2 separate regions of the Homo sapiens genome follow, and region 1 is linked to region 2. A link is a loop called in an ENCODE intact Hi-C map of the cell type or tissue named here. Cell type or tissue: tibial artery. All regions are shown on one strand. Each heading gives the region's core, and the rest is flanking DNA. Links, peaks and the distances in the headings are about the cores only. Region 1 overlaps ST8SIA5 (ST8 alpha-N-acetyl-neuraminide alpha-2,8-sialyltransferase 5). Region 2 overlaps ST8SIA5-DT (ST8SIA5 divergent transcript).

What was found. A loop is a pair of places that touch in the nucleus more often than their neighbours do. Peaks named below come from ENCODE experiments on the same cell type or tissue, not always from the same donor. Only the 100,000 strongest peaks of a DNase experiment are listed, where the experiment ranks them.
Region 1: it touches region 2 in a loop (10-fold over the local background); 1 of 110 quality-filtered maps calls a loop at or near these places.

The regions. Positions count from the first base shown.
Region 1 is chr18:46,718,322-46,722,710 of GRCh38, reverse strand. All of the region lies in intron 1 of ST8SIA5 (ST8 alpha-N-acetyl-neuraminide alpha-2,8-sialyltransferase 5), which reads left to right. Among named protein-coding and RNA genes, the nearest start is that of ST8SIA5, 37 kb to the left of the region's middle. In tibial artery, for the core only: no CTCF peak of the experiment used is centred there; a DNase peak (open chromatin) is centred at 1,740.
Region 2 is chr18:46,772,417-46,776,805 of GRCh38, reverse strand. The region is part of intron 2 of ST8SIA5-DT (ST8SIA5 divergent transcript); the gene reads right to left. Among named protein-coding and RNA genes, the nearest start is that of ST8SIA5-DT, 17 kb to the right of the region's middle. In tibial artery, for the core only: no CTCF peak of the experiment used is centred there; no DNase peak of the experiment used is centred there.

The DNA.
Region 1 (4,389 bases), core at 171-4,170, 54 kb after region 2:
ACAATGCTGCTGGCATCTGGTGGTAGAGAGCAGGGATGTTGCTCAGCATCCTATAATGCACAGGACAGTCCCACAACAATGAAGTAGCCAACCCCAGATGCCATAGTGCCAGGCTGAGAAAGCCTGCCCTGGGGCAATTAAGCGGGCACCAACCCTTTCCTCCATATCTGTTTCTTTTGAGCGGATCAGTTTCCCTCCTGAGAAACCCATCCCTCAGCAAACCTGGAAGGCAGGGTGTGTGACCCAAGCATTCAGAAGCCAGGTGCACTCAGTAAGCAGACTTTCAGGCACATCCACTGTTTTCAGTGCAGAGTCTCTGATAAGAGAAAAGAGCGCAGAACTCCTGTGAGTCGGTTTCCCCAGAAAGCAATCTCCTGACATCTGTGAGGTGGGCAGGTGGAGTGGCCAGGCTGCCTGGGCTTGGGAAGAGGGCCTGGTATGGGAATTCACAGGGCGTTGGGGAGAGGGTTGTCTGACTGCTTTTTGTGCAGACTTCAAACAATGCTGCTCTTAGCTCCATTGTGCACTCCCACCTTCGCTGGCCCTGGGGACCTTTCATTCCTGAGCCTTCCTGAGTTGTTCACTGCGAGTAGATCTGCTTTTTGCAGGAAGTAAGATGTCCACTGTCTGGTGGAGGTCCATGACCTTGTGCTTTTCATCATCCAGCATGTTATTGCTGGCCCCTTCTATGGCCTTCTCCCGACATGCATGTCTGTATTTATCCCTTTGCTGTCATTTTAGTGAGGGTTGGGGAAGGAGTGAAGATAAGCATGTGCTGAGTGCACGTCTTGAACCAAAAGTGGTATCCTTGTGTGCTGGAATACTGTAGATTTTATTAAAAGCTCTGAAGTGTGTCTGGCTTTTGAGGAGGACAAAATGTGGTGCTGGCGCTCTTTTGGTTTAACTGGAGGCAGGAATTGAGGGATGGCACGGTATAGGAGGTAGAAGAGCTCTGCGACCTTTGTCTCGCAAAGTCGCAATGTCCCTGTGTGTGAAATGTGTGCTCTCAGCCCTGCTGGTACAGATGGAATGAGGGGATAGATGCAGAACCGCAGAGAGCACTGTAGAGGGCTGTGGTTTATGATCACCATCCTCATGGTTGGAGTCAGTACCATCGCCTCCTTTAATTGCATGACCAAGGCAATGTGTCACTTGGGCACAGCAACAGAATGTGGCTCTCTGGTAGGCAGGCTTAACCCAGCAAATGAGCATGAGTACCGACTGCCTCGTTTTCTTGCCAGAGGCCTCCAGTTTGGTTGGCAGAGTGGTGACCAGCTGACCAATTGGACGGGGCTCTTTAATGTCACGGATGATCCAGCAGTGCAGAGCGGCAGTGACTCCAGCTCCAGGTACAGACCCCGGCAAAAGGCCAGGGAGTGGGGGAAGCTCAACCCGGGGTGGCCCTGCAGCCCCTGCCACATTGTCCACTTCCTAGGGTGGAAGAAGCAGGTCTTGTTCTGGTGGCTCGAAACTCCCTGCACTTTGGTATCCCACCTGGTTCCTTTAACTTGAAGGTGAATGAATTTGAAGGGTGAGGCATAGGACCCAACCACAACCAAGCGGGGATTCACTGGCCCCTTCTATCAGGGGGTAGGGTGGGGAGTCTTGGTCTCAAACCTCCATTTAGGGGTGGGGGCCAAAGCTCTGTCCCTGCTGCAGGGATTTCGGATATCAGCCAGCAAGTGTGTGTAGGTGTGTGTGGGTGGGTGGCATCAAGAAGCGGGTGTCAGGTGGGTGTTCCCTGCTTCTCTGAAGTCCCTTGCCCAGGTACTCCCTGCCCTGCCCACAGGGGAGGTTGCCCTTGGCTGGAGCAGAACCATTTCCATCAAGGTGGTGCTGAGATTTGCTATGCGCCCCATCATGTGGCTATTTCCTCTTGATCAGTAATATTTGTTGAATGAATAAAAATGGAATATTCTCAGGCTGAGCACACTCATTGCAGGGAGGGTATTGTGGAGAATTTTTGCAGATGAGGCAGGATACTGTCTCTGCTGGGAGCTGGGTATGACTGGAACCTGCCAGCTAAGCATTCCCAGGGGCTGATTAAGCTGTTTGGTTTCTTAATTTTTGTATTTTTAAGGAGGGGGTAACTCTCACGTCCGTTTCCCTGAGAGAGAGGCTTGCATTTTTGTTGCTGGTGATTTTGACACACAAACATTAAATTGACCCTGCAGAGAAGTAATGGGTTTTTCAAGGACCCCTGATATGTATGTTTTTATTCAATGCTTTGAGAAAGATGAGATTCTGATGTCAGAAACCAGTCAAGCAAATGTCCACAGACATGCCCGAGGGTGTGGGGATGGTCGCACGCTGTGGCCTGGGCTGGAGGGTCTTATGCTGGCCTTTGGGACCACAGTTCTTTCCATGGAAGTGCAGAGGGAGCTCTGGACATCACGGGTAAGGTGGGGGCCCATGCTTGTCCTGGGAAGCTGAGCCTCCCATGCTGGCCTGTCTGCTAAGCGGCCCTGCCTCCCAGGTGGTGAGCAGTCTAGGTAAGTCAGCAAGTGTGTACCTCCCTACTGGACTCCTGGGAGAGTTCTTCAAGAGGTTTGGGGTAGAAAATGCGAGTCAAAGCCAAGCATGGTGGCTCATGCCCGTAATCCCAGCACTTTGGGAGGCCAAGGCGGGTGGATCACTTGAGGTCAGGAGTTTGAGACCAGCCCGGCCAACATGGTGAAACCCCATCTCTACTAAAAATGCAAAAATTAGCCGGGTGTGGTGGCACATGCCTGTAATCCCAGCTACTCAGGAGGCTGAGACGGGAGAATAGCTTGAACCTGGGAGGCAGAGGCTGCAGTGAGCTCAGATTGTGCCACTGCACTCCAGCCTGAGTGACAGAGTGAAACCCTGTCAAAAAAAAGAAAGAGAGAGAGAAAGAAAGAAAGAAAGAGAAAGGAAGGAAAGAAGAGAGAGAGAAAGAAAGAAAAAGAAAAGGAAAGAAGAGAGAAAGAAAGAAAAGAAAGAAAGGAAGGAAAGAAGAGAGAGAAAGAGAGAAAGAAAGAGAGAAAGAAAGAAAGAAAGAAAGAAAAAAGAAAAGAAAGAGAAAGATAGAAAGGCGAGTCAAGTGAGCAAGGCGGACCGACGGGCCCCTGGGAAGCTGTTTCTTGGCAGATGTCTCCAGTCAGTGGCTGAAACCATTGTCATTGCATGGGCTCCATTCCTAACTTTTCCTGCTGCCAGTATCTTTTGTCTTTCCTTCCTCTTTCCACGGTTTCACCTGTAACTTCTCATAGCCCTCACTGCACCTGTGTTCTCCTCTGCCTTTCTTCCTGTTACCTGTTTTTGTCCATCCTTCCTTTCTTCCTCCCCATTGCCTCCCTCTCTCCTCCACGTCCTTGCTTCCCTACTCCCTTTCTCACTCCTCTTGCCCTTTATTTTCTCTGCCCCTCTCTCCATGATCTGGGCCAGCTTCCTCTTTCCTATCAGCCGGGAGCCTGCAGGGTCAGAGACACAGCTGACCTCTGTCAAGTTGGTTTTGGAATTCAGGTGCCTTTGATGCAACATTGTTAGCAGCTGAGTTGACTTCCTTCTGGAGCGCTCCCATTTGAGCAAGAATTTCCTTAGTCACAGAATAAATGGCATGACCACACCTCCCACATTTTCCTGGGACAATTCCAATTTCAAATCTCTATTTCTAGTTGACCCCGAAGTACCCCCCTAGTTGAAGGACTGCAGTACGTAGAGTCCCCACATGTGGGAAATAATGGTTAACGTAGTTAGAATGGAACTGGAGTTTTTACCCTGGCGTGTGAGCAGCTTCTGCCTTCTTTAAAATGGGCAGGACAGCTCCTGGCAGCAGCTGTGCAGAGCTTGGGGGAGGACCTAACGAGGACACGACGTACATTGTCCCAATTGACAACTCTCCAAATCTGGAAGATGGGATGAGCTTCATGGTATTATTCACATATTGAATAATTCAGTGCATGCCATGTTTTGCTATCTATAGTTGTGTGGTGTTGAAGTGTGGTACAACCTGTTATTTATTATTAACAGTTTGGAAAGGAAGTCAGGAAGTACCAAATATAACCAGAGGATGAAGAGGGGCAAAGAAGCAAATGACTCATACATTGTATATACTCAAGCAGGAGCCACAGGCAGAAGGAGCCAGTCCAAATGATTAGTCCGGAAAACTCCAAACAGCACTACAAAGCAAATTCAAGCCAGATAGTGCTCATAAAAGGCTGTGGTCAGATCTTCTTATTGGTCACAGGCTGGGGAAGTACAGGCTGAATTAGAAAGGTGTGAGCTATAAGATATACATTGACATATAGCTTTATTAATTTCAAGTCTAGGTCTATGAAGTGTTGTCCAATAAGCATCCTTAGGGGAACTGATTTAATGAGCATATAGGAATAATTTTTTTTCTTTTTTTTTTTTTTTTGAGACAGA
Region 2 (4,389 bases), core at 267-4,266:
TATCCAGTGTCCACACTGATATAAACAAATGATATTCAATCATTTGTTTATTTATTCAAAATAAATTCGTGGATGATCAGAGAAAATTATATGCAGAAGAATTCCAAATAATTTATGTAGATACACTACCCTAAAAGAAATGGAGCATAACTCTCTACCACTTAAGTGTGGCTATGCACAGTGACTTCTTTCCAATGAGTATAGTGTGGACAGGGGAAACAAAGTAACTTTACAGTGGAAAACATGACAAACACTGCCTCAGCCAGATGATCAAGGTCAAAATCAACAGTGATAAGTCATGTTGATAGTATGTCCCTGTCTTAGTCTTTTTAAAATTTTATTTTATTTTTATTTTTTTGAGATGGAGTTTCACTCTTGTTGCCCAGGCTGGAGTGCAATGGCGTGGTCTCAGCTCACTGCAACCTCTGCCTCCTGGGTTCAAGCAATTCTTCTGCCCCAGCCTCCCAAGTAGCTGGGATTACAGGTGCCCACCACCACGCTTGGCTAATTTTTTTGTATTTTTAATAGAGACGGGGTTTCACCATGTTGGCCAGGCTGGCCTTGAACTCCTGACCTCAGGTGATCTGCCCACCTCGGCCTCCCAAATGCTGGGATTACAGATGTGAGCCATGGTTCCCGGCCCCTGTCTTAGTCTTTTTTGTGCTATAACAGAATACCACAGACGGGGTAATTTATAAAGAAAAGAAATTTATTCTTCACAGTGCTAGAGACTGGAAAATCCAAGAGTATGGTGCTAGCATGTGGCAAAAGCCTTGTGCTGCATTATCCCATGATGGAAGAACAAGAGACAGATAGAGGAAACCTGGCCAAACTCATCCTTTTTTTGAGGAACCTACTCCTGTGATAATGACATTAATCCATTCATTAGGGCAGAGGTGTTATAACCTAATCACCTCTTGAAGGCGCCACTGCCTGATATCATTACATTGGCAATTAAATTTCAACATGAGTTTTGGAGGTGACATTCAAATCATAGCAGTACCATTGATAAGATATGATGAAAATGGCAGTTTATTTCTGTGGTCTTCCTGCCAAAAACCCATAACCCCACTCTTATCATGAGAAAAACCCACAGTTCCCAATTGAGGGACATTCTACACAATACCTGACCAGTACTCTTACTCCTCTCACCTGCCAATATCATCAGAAACAAGAAAAGTTTGAGAAACTGTCACAGTCAAGAGGAACCTAAGACGACATGATGACTAAAAATAATGTGACATCCTGGATGGGACCCTAGGACAGAGAAAGGACTGGGTAAAAGCTAAGGAAATCTGAATAAACTCTGGAGTCTGGTGAGTAATAATGTATCAATATTGGTTCATTAATTGTGACAAATGTACCATACATTATAATGTAAGTTGTTGACAATAGAGGAAACTGACTTTGGAGTATGTGGAAACTCTGTTCCTCACAATTTTTCTTTAAAACTATTCTAAAAATAGAGTTTATTTTAAAAATACCAGTTACAGAGCATCAAAAAGCATAAAATACTTAGGAAGAAATATAACAAAAGATGTGGAAGGCCTCTATGCTGAAACTATAAAACACCGCTGGAAGAAGCTCAAGAAGACCTGAATAAACATAGATCTGTGTTCATAGACTGGAAGAGTTGATGTAGTTAAGATATAATATTGTTAAATGAATCCCAGTTTTAATCACATCAGACTTTTTGTAAAAATTGATATGCTAATTCTAAAATTTGTAGGAAATGTCAGAAGGACCTAGAATAAGCAAAACAATTCTCAAAGATTGAGGTTGGATGATTTCAGGATATACTATAAAGCTATAATCGTTAAGACAATATGTTATTGTGTATGGATAATTATATAGATCAATGGAATAGAATATCAAATTGAGAAGTAAACTCATACATATTTTGTAACTTGATTTTCAACAAAAACACCAATGCATTTCAGTAGGGGAAAGGAATCTTTTCAGTAAATGGTACTGGAATAACTGAATGTCCTTAAGAAACAGAAAAGGACCTTGACCTCTACTTCATAGCATACACAAAAATTAATTTGAGATGGATCACAAATTTAAACATGAAAGGTAAGTCTAAAAGTCTTCTTTTAGAAGAAAACAGGCCAGGCATGGTGGCTCGCGCCTGTAATCCTAGCACTTTGGGAGGCCAAGGCGGGCCGATCACGAGGTCAGGAGTTCGAGACCAGCCTGGCCAACATAGCAAAACCCTACTAAAAATACAAAAATTAGTCAGGGGTGGTAGCATGTGCCTGTAATCCCAGCTACTTGGGAGGCTGAGGCAGGAGAATCTCTTGAACCTGGGAGGGGGAGGTTGCCATGAGCGGAGACCACGCCATTGCACTCCAGCCTGGGTGACAGAGTGAGACTCCATTTCAAAAAAAAAAAAAAAGAAAAAGAAAACATAGGAAAATATCTTTTCAACTTTGGGGTAGGAAAAGATTTCTTAGGCACAAAAATTCCTAATCATAAAAGAAAATGATAAATTTGGCTCCACCAAAATCAAAACTTTCTGCTCAGTAAAAGACAATGTTAAGAAATGAGAACACAAGCCACATTGTTGGGGGAAATGTTCACAACATATAGAGACAGAGATAGAGAGATCTCCTACAAATCAATAATAAAAGAGAAAAAGCAGCATTATGGCTCTTCACAAAGGAAGGCTCTTCACAGAGGAAGGTAGAAAAATGGATAATAAGCATATGAAAAAAGCTATCCACTTCTCTTCCTCCAACACCTTCTTTAGCCACAGGTATCAGATAAGTGTGGGGGGAGGGTGAAGAGGGGGGAAGGATTGAATTACTTAGTGTATTAGTTGGGTTTCTCCAGAAACATGGAACCAATAGGGGGTGTGTGTGTGTGTGTGTGTGTGTGTGTGTGTGTGTGTGTAGACAGAGAGAGAGGGAGGGAGAGATTGATTTGTTTTAGAGAATTGGCTCATATCATTGTGGAGGCTAGCAGCTCCAAAATCTGTAGGGTATGGCTGGCAGACTGGAGCTCCAGGGAAGAGTTGATGTTGCAGTTTAAGTCTGAAGGCACCCTGGAAGCAGAATTCCCTCTTCCTTTGGGGACCTCAGTCTTTTTTTTTTGTCTTAAGACCTTCTACTGATTGGATGAGGCCTACCCACATTTTGAAGGGTAATGTGCTTTACTCAAAATCTACTGCCCTATTTAAATATTAATGTTAACCTCATCTAAAAAATATCTTCACTGAAAGATCTAGACTAGTGTATAACCAAATATTGAGGTACCATGGCCCAGCCAAATTGACATGTAAAATTAATCATTCTACTCAGCAAACATAAACTGAAGCTGCCTTCCCTGGGTGTGTCCATTGATGAGACAGCAGGGAAGGAGGGAAAGGTTCCTGCTTCTGCTGTGTTACAATCTCGTCAGGTGTAGCAGATTGCACACCAAGGAGGCAGTGATCCTGCCCTGCAAGAAGGCATAAGGAGTGAAGTGAGAGAAGGCTTTCTGGGAGAGGTGACAACTGAACTGAGTCTTGAAGGCTTGTTGATGTATCCTGATCTCCTAGAACAGTGCTTGACACATAGGAGGTGCTCAATAAATATTTGTGAATGAAGTCAGAAGCTATAATAAGAGAGGTAAATTGAGATGGTGGCTGAAAAGTTGGATGCAATGGAAAGAAAGCAACAAATAGATTTTAAATGGAACATGAGATCAGCATTGAGGAGTGGTCCAGGGGCAAGGGGGATAACAAATGGCAGGAGGTTAACCCAGGAGGCTGGAAGAACAGTCCAGAGTCTACTACATTAGACCAGACATGTTCATAAATAGGCAGCTAACTAAGGCATTGGCGAGCCTAAATGGTGAGAGATAGAAAGGAGGGAGATCTAGGAGGTGGGACCGAATGTGGGAGAGGCTCCAGGCATGGACCCAGCACTGGAAGGGCCTTCTTATACCCTTATTTTTACAGATGAGTCTGAGACCCAGAGAGGGAAAGCAACTTGTTCATGGCCACACAGCATGCTGACAGTGTAAACTGAACCAAAAATCCAGGTCCTGTCTCTGGTCACATGTTCTTTTCATGCCATATGGCCTGTGCTCTCTCTTGCTCTCCTAGCCAAGCTTGTCCTCGGAGTTACCAGTGTCATCCCAGTAGGGTCCTGGGGCCTCCTCACACAGCGCCACCTCTGACTACTGTTAAGAGTCTTGAGAGTCAGTAGGACGGTGATGAAGCCTCACCTGAAGCTTCTTCTGGGCTCAGTCCTTGTCCTGGAGCCGCTGCCTGCTATGCATGGCTGTGAGGCTGACCCCAAGTGGTGGTGGTTATTTTAAGTAATTCACGTTGGAGGGAGGAAGTGACTGAGGAAAATGTGAAAATGAGTAGCTATTGCAAGATGTGTGTGATAAATGAAACAG